2 separate regions of the Homo sapiens genome follow, and region 2 is linked to region 1. The links are chromatin contacts, found by Hi-C or POLR2A ChIA-PET in ENCODE. All regions are on one chromosome and are shown on one strand. Each heading gives the region's core, a stretch centred on a gene start or an enhancer-like site at or near the end of the contact. The rest is flanking DNA. Distances are from core to core; before and after follow the strand shown.

What was found. Hi-C counts contacts between places; a loop is a spot of excess contacts on that map. ChIA-PET counts read pairs that join two places held with the same protein, here RNA polymerase II (POLR2A). Pooled maps may share reads with other maps.
Region 2: a map of CD14-positive monocyte shows a loop between it and region 1 (4-fold over the local background). The contact joins two enhancer-like sites. A Hi-C loop is called at or near these places in 1 of 168 maps with a recorded cell type or tissue (CD14-positive monocyte) and 3 of 50 pooled maps. POLR2A ChIA-PET finds 5 or more read pairs at or near these places in 4 of 52 experiments (BJ, H1 and WTC11).

What each region holds. Positions count from the first base shown.
Region 1 is chr9:112,297,282-112,301,112 of GRCh38, reverse strand. It overlaps PTBP3 (polypyrimidine tract binding protein 3), which reads left to right. Exons shown (of 14, transcript NM_001163788.4): 2 at 3,197-3,281. The coding sequence starts at 3,248. Among named protein-coding and RNA genes, the nearest start is that of PTBP3, 34 kb to the left of the region's middle. Within about 2 kb of position 1,417, at least 2 of the 41 ENCODE cell types and tissues checked have a DNase peak (open chromatin) inside an H3K27ac peak, as active enhancers do.
Region 2 is chr9:112,353,936-112,357,709 of GRCh38, reverse strand. It overlaps a transcript of PTBP3 not described here. Among named protein-coding and RNA genes, the nearest start is that of PTBP3, 22 kb to the right of the region's middle. Within about 2 kb of position 1,994, at least 5 of the 41 ENCODE cell types and tissues checked have a DNase peak (open chromatin) inside an H3K27ac peak, as active enhancers do.

The DNA.
Region 1 (3,831 bases), core at 168-2,667:
TGTGTGACTTGTAAATACTTTCTTCCATTCTCCATGTTGTCTTTTTATTCTCTTGATGGTGTTCTTTGAAACACAAAAGTTTTTATATTTGACAAAGTTCAGTTTATTTATTTATTTATTTATTGCCATTCGTGCTTTTGGTTTTGATAATCCATTTTTTTTGTTTTTATTTTTATTTACTTAGAGATGGGGTCTCCCTATGTTGCCCACGTTGGTCTTGAACTCTTGACCTCAAGTGATCCTCCCTCCTTGGCCTCCCAAGTGCTGGGAATACAGGTGTGAGCCACTGTGCCCGGGTTTTTGTACCCCATATAAATGCAACAATATAGCGTGTATTCTTTGTGACTTTTTTTTTTTCTTTGAGACGGAGTCTCGCTTTGTCGCCCAGGCTGGAGTGCAGTGGCGTGATCTCGGCTCACTGCAATCTCTGCCTCCCGGGTTCACGCCATTCTCCTGCCTCAGCCTCCTGAGGAGCTGGGACTACAGGCGCCCGCCACCACGCCAGGCTGATTTTTTGTATTTTTAGTAGAGACGGGGTTTCACCATGTTAGCCAGGATGGTCTTGATCTCCTGACCTTGTGATCCGCCCGCCAAGCCCTCCCAAAGTGCTGGGATTACAGGCGTGAGCCACCACGCCCGGCCGTGACTGACGTTTTAGGTTTGTGAGATTTATCTGTGTTATGTGGAGCCGTAGTTCATTCTCATTGTTGTATAGTCATTGCATGCATTTACAAACATTTACTCAGTTATTCTGCAGTTGATGGCATTTAGTTGTTTCCAGTTTGACGAGTACAAATAATGCTGCTGAAGACAATCTTATATGTCTAGGTGCACACAAGCAGGCAATATCTTGGGGTTTATGCATCGGAGTAGACTATGTAAGGATCCTAGGATATTCATATATTTGACTTTAATAGATTGGATCAGACAGTTTTCCAAGTGGTACCAATTTACACTCTCACTAAATTATACTTAACTCCCATATAAGAGTTTTTGTCACCCCACATTATTACTAACATGATATTGTCCATCTTTTTAATTTTACAGTATTTCATTGTGGTTTTAACTTGCATTTCCCTGATGACCAATGAGGATGCGGTCAAATATCTTTAGTTTGATTGGATATGGTATTAGTCATTTATAAATTGTTTAAAAAAACATTTATTTCTTGTTCACTTACAATGGTGGTAGCTGTTATGGAGCTACACTTGTTATTCTGAGAATCAGGCTGAAAGAGTACCTCCTATTTGAGATATGCTCTTATTTCAGAGGGAAAGAGAAAAAACTGGCAGAAATGACTGATTTTTGAAGTTACTGTTTGGATTAAGTATAGGTCATGTCCATTCATGTTCCATTTGCCAAAGGATATTACAAAACTGTGTTGTCAATGGGGGGAGGGAGTTATACTCTTCCCACTGGAGGCATTGCAAGTCACATGGCCATGGATGGGGATGAATAATTCTTGTTCAGGAAAAGGAGAGGGTACAAATACTCTGGAACAGTGACATAGTCCACCACTTTGTGAGATGGCTGTTAAAGTCTCTTGTCATTTTTCTGTTATCTTGGGTTTTTCTTACTGATTTCTAGTGTTTTGTTTTTCCTTTTTTCTTTTTCTTAGTACGTGCTGGATATAAACCCTTTGTTGGTTTTACATATCGCAGATATCTTCTTATTCCATGACTTGTCTGTTTATTCTCCTAATGATGTCTTTTGTTAAATAAAATTGTTAATTTTAATGTTATCTAGGTTATCAGTATTTTTGCTTTATACTTGTGCTTTTTGTTATTCTTGAAAAAATACATTTCTGCAAATCTCGAAAGAGCTAAAGTGACCACCTTCAAGTGGTTTCTAACTTTATATTAACTTGATTTATAGGTAGAAACATACTGATGCTAACTCATATGTGTGGAAGATATATCTGTTAGTAATGCATTTAACCAAATTCCTCATATATAAAAATCATGTTGTGTATGTTTTAATTTTTACTATTAATACATTTAAAGCTGTGAAAATGTGTCTTTATCTGCAGGTAGCCAGCAAACCACAGTCTGTTAATTATCATATGTAGCCTGATAATATCTACATCTCAGATTTTATTAGGAAGACCTGTGCTTTAAGTGAGGCCTTAATCTTGATTTTTCTGGGAGTTGAGATTTTCAGTTTTCTTTTATCCTGCTTACTTAATTCCTTCTTCTTATTCCCAGATGTCTCTATAAACTTCCAGTGAAAGATCCAAAGGGAGTAATTTCTGGATGTTTAAATACAGGACTTGTTTAAATAATTGTATTTCTATTATATAGATATATTGGTGGTTTGTCTTTCTTCAGCAAAGGCTAAAGTTGTTCCCTACAGAAGTGGCACCTACACTTAAACATTAAATATGTGCTGTAGCACTATTGCTGTTCTAATATTTGTAGGATTGTTTGGGGATTAATTTTTATTATCCAGTGTATCAAAACACTTGTTCTTAAAAATTGGCCAAGGTAAACCAATAGTACTATTTAAAATAGGTTGGTTTTAACTTTGTACATAGTATTTATTGTCCTTCCTGAAAGTAATCTTTTAAATGTTGGTGGTAGATCTTACATTACAATGAAAAGACTTCTCTGAGTTACTTTTTAGTGTTGCCAGTTCAGATTTGGAAGTTGATCAAAACTCTTACCTGAAAAAAAGAGTAAATTACTTAAACAATTGTTTAAGAAATAGTCTGCATTAAAGATCATTTGGAGGATTAATGGATAAAAAGTTATTGATTATAAAGAATTTGGCCAGTATGGAAATGAAGTATATTTTCTACTTAAAAAAATACGTTGGTATTGAAAAGTCAGGATTCTTAGGGAGGACTGTACAAACTATTTGCATACAAATATATGCTACAAAAACAATGTCATAATGCAACCCCCTAAATATGGTTTGGCACTTTCAGATGTTATGTTTTGGAAACCTGCGTTTGGTTAGAAAGAATTTAAAGATTATGTCCCCATTTCTGTGGTGGCAGTTGTGTTTATATAGTTGTGGATTTGCAGTAATTTTTTCTTGCTATGCAGTTCATTTGATTTTGTGATTCTTGAGGAGTTCCCCCTTTAATGTCTTCATACAAAGATGAAGTAATATTATTAGCTTTTAATACTTTTAGTAAATATGGACCATTATCTAAAACTTGGTTTATTAACCAAACATTGGTTTTGCTTTTCAGCGGGGATCTGATGAGCTTCTTTCTTCTGGCATCATTAACGGACCTTTTACCATGAATAGTTCTACTCCTTCTACAGGTGTGTATGGTGAGTTTTTTTTTTTTTTTTAATATTTGATTTCTGTGGGTTTCAAATTGTTTTTTTACAATGCTCTTATTTTGCTTATATCATGTTGAAGTGCCACTGTTCATAACAAAAGCTAAAATTTGTTTCGGTAAAGTACTATATACTGTTTACATAGGTGAAATCACTAGTTATACCTCTCAAATTTTAAGGATTCATTTGGATCTAATTTGATGATTCAGTTTTTTGATTGATGTTCTTTGTGTTACATAATTTTGATAAAAATACTGTCAATAAATTGGTGACCCAGAACTATTGAGTAAAAGAGCTAGATCTAAAACTTGGGTTGAAGTCAGGTGTGGTGGCTCATGCCTGTAATCCCCAGCACTTTGGGAGGCCGAGGCTGGCTGATCACCTGAGGTCAGGAGTTCAAGACCAGCCTGGCCAACATGGCGAAACCCCGTCTCTACTAAAAATACAAAAATTAGCTGGGTGTGATGGCGGGAACCTGTAATCCCAGCTACTTGGGAGGCTGAGGCAGGGAGAATTGCTTGAACCTGGGAAGCGGAGGTGG
Region 2 (3,774 bases), core at 745-3,244, 56 kb before region 1:
CATAATCCTGAACTGGTTCCTGTATAGAAAAAAAAAATTGCTATAAAGAACACTATTGGCAGGCTGGGTGCAGTGGTTCACACCTGTAATCCCAACACTTTGGGAAGCTGAGTCTAGCAGATTGCTTGAACCCAGGAGTTTAAGACCGGCCTGGGCAACATGATAAAACCCTGTCTCTATAAAAAATACAAAAATTAGTAAGCATGGCTGCCTGCGCGTAGTCTCAGCTATTCAGGAGGCTGAGGTAAGAGGATCAACTGAGCCCAGGAAGGTCGAGGCTGCAGTGAGCTGTGATTGCACCACTGCACACCAGCCTGGATGACAGAGCAAGACCCTGCTCAGAAAAAACAAACAAACAAAACAACAACAACAACAACACAAAAAGAACACTACTGGAAATTAACAAATTGGAATATGCAGTAGAGATTAAAGTATTGTATCAGTAATGAATTTCCTGATTTGACAACTCTGCTGGGTTATGCAAGAGAATTTCCACGTCTTAGTATGAAGTATTAAAAGGTAGAGGGAGGCCGGGTGCGGTGGCTCATGCCTGTAATCTCAACACTTTGGGAGGCTGAGGTGGGCGGATCACCTGAGATCAGGAGTTCGAGACCAGCCTGACCAACATGGTGAAACCCCGTCTCTACTAAAAATACAAAAAAATTAGCCGGGTGTGGTGGCGGGTGCCTATAATCCCAGTTACTCGGGAGACTGAGGCAGGAGAATCGCTTGAACCTGGGAGGTGGAGGTTGCAGTGAGTTGAGATCACGCCATTGCACTCCAGCCTGGGCAACAAGAGTGAAACTCTGTCTCAAAAAAAAAAAAAAAAAAAAAAGAGGGAAATGAATATACACCTGCTCTGAAATGAAATGGTTGGGGCCAAATTGTGTGTGTGTGTGTGTGTGTGTGTGTGCGCACACGCAATTGTCTCAAAAGCCTCTTGAGTCTTTCCCTTATATCTCTGACAATCCCACTGCTCCAAAGTACACTGTGGGTTTTCCTCAACTTGGAGCTAGATACCTGGAATTCTAGAAAACAATTCCCTCAGTAGACAATTGCTCCCTTATATGAGCACAAGCAGCGGAGTGACTACATGGATCAAGCTGTATTTCACCATTTTTTTTTTTTGCTCTGTTGCTTTATGTACCACACCAGCCCCACACAACTCTTCACCAAAGAGTTGTGGAATTATTGCATAAGAGAAAAAAATCTTAACTATATGACAACTGCTATGTCACACAGACTGCTAGTGGCTTACCCACTACTTCTTACCAACATTATTTTTAGAGGTGACAATATAACCAGCAAAAACACTGCACCTCCCAGCCACTTTTACAGCCAGGGATGGCCACATGACCAAATTACGGCTTATGAGACGTATGTGGAAGATGCTGGGAAGGACTTCTGGGAAAGCTGCTTTAAAGAGTTTCCAGTCCGGTACTGTGGCTCACACCTGTAATCTCAGTACTTTGGGACGCCGAGGCGGGTGGATCACCTGAGGTTAGGAGTTCTAGACTGGCCTGGTCGACATGGTGAAATCCTGTTTCTACTAAAAATACAAAAAATTAGCTTGGTGTGGTGGTGTGCGCCTGTAATCCCAGCTACTTGGGAGGCTGAGGCAGGAGAATCCATCTAAGAGAGAGAGAGAGAGAAAGGGAGGGAGGAAGAAAGGAAGAAGGAAAAGAAGAAGGAAAGAAGGAAGGAAAGAAAAGAAAGAGAAAGAAAGAAGGAAGGAAGGAGAAAGAGAAAGAGAAAGAAAGAAAGAAAAGAAAAGAAAGAAACTTTTATTTCCAGGTGGGGTGTGGTGGCTCCTGCCTGTATTCCCAGCACTTTGTGAGCCCAAGCCGGATAGATGGCTTGAGTCCAGGAGTTTGAGACTGCCTGGCCAACGCGAAACCCTGTCTCTACAAAAAAATACAAAAATTAGCCAGGCGCGGTGGCGCATGCCTGTAATCACAACTACTCAGGAGGCTGAGGATTGCTTGAACCCAGGAGGTCAAGCCTGCAGTGAGCTGTGATCACGCCACTGCACTCCAGCTTGGGCAACTCCCCAACACCCACCCTCCACAAAAAAAAAAAAAAAAAAAAGAAAAAGAGTTCTTAGCCATTTTGTAATCTTAAGAATGATGAAAGCCATATGCTTATGTAATGGAAACAAAAGAAGACGGGTCTTTGATGAACATGAAATGGAGTGTCATATCAGCCCTGAAACCACTACTTCTGAACTTCCTTTGCATGAGAAATACATTTGTATCTAGTTTATCTTGTTACTGAGTTTTCTGTTGTATGCAGCTGGACCTAACTCTTAAATGATACTCAGTCTGAAGATAAAATTATCACAAGAATATAAACCATCGCAAAGGCCTTGAGCACACCTGGATCCCTACTATTGCCCCTTGTCTTCACATCTGCATTTCTTTCTCAGAGCATTGATGTTGTTCAAATTTCCTTCTTCAACATTTCCTTTAATATCTCCCTCCTCCTTTCAGTAGATTCCAGGCCCCACTCACAGGGGTTGGTCTCATACCAGGATCCATCCTCTTTTCCCAAGCCAAGCATTTTCTCAGGTCTGAATTATTCATTTGATTTAAAATATGGCTCTAGCAAGAAAATCCACGGTGGGTGTGGGTAGTCCAAGTTCAGTTCCCTTGGAGATATTTCCACCTAATTCCTCCTGGTGCCCAGTAAATAACTATTATGTTAAACACACCCACATCTCCCAAAGACAGGCATTAATTCTGAGAAACGGTATTACACTGTGAGTACATGTACGTTTTCCACGCTGAGAAAGAGAAACATTTGACTCCTATAATCAATGTAACTTTACCCCTGCTCACTATCAAGATAGCATTTTATTTTGCAGAACAATGTCAGCTCTTTTTTATCTTCTAGTTTTCAGATTGTGCCTAACCAAGCATTTAAAAAAAATAAAAAGATGTTTGAAATTAGCTTAAAAATCAGGCCCCCAAATTGAGCTATCCATCTCTCTTTCTTGTTACTGCTTTGCTACACCAAGATCAAGCTTTGGAAATACCCCATGTATTTATTCTGTGCCAAATTAAATTTTTGTAGGTGTCATCCTCCTACTACCCTCTACTAAATTAAATTCTTGATTAAGGTCTCATACTCCCACTGCTCCAGAACAGAGGCAATATGAGGACTTATTATCCTCTGATACAAGTAATCCTCCACCCCCAGGGGGGTGGTATGGAGAGGAGGTTTGCTTTTCCAGTTACATAAATAACATATTCTTCACAGAGCAGCTTTCCAGGCTGTATTTTGTTGTTTTGTTTTGTTTTTCTGCTACTGACTTTTTGCTTGTTTGCCTGTTCAAGGCTGAACATTTGCCAGTGCCCTGTGGGATCATCTGCAGTGAAATATTTTTCAGAACCATATTGATACGGGAGAACAACAGCTTCACCCAGTTGTTTGGTAACCCAAGAGCTTTACCACTGACCTTGTGGGCTGTGGTTTGCTTTTTGCACAGGGCTATTATTTCCACTAAAGACAAATCAGGAAACATAAAACAGATATACCCTAACCAATCTATCTGGCTCCTTGTTGAACAGATATGTCAAAAGATTTAGAGGAGAGGTTTGAATTTGTAGCCAAAATGAAGGCTTTGTTGTAGTTGTAAAATAAAATGTATGGTTCCTATTAGTGATGTGGTCTCAGATAGCCGAAAAGGAACTATTTTGTCCATTATAATAGCAATTACAATATTATAAGCATCTATATATATTTTTTTTTTAATGACAGAGTCTTGTTCTGTCA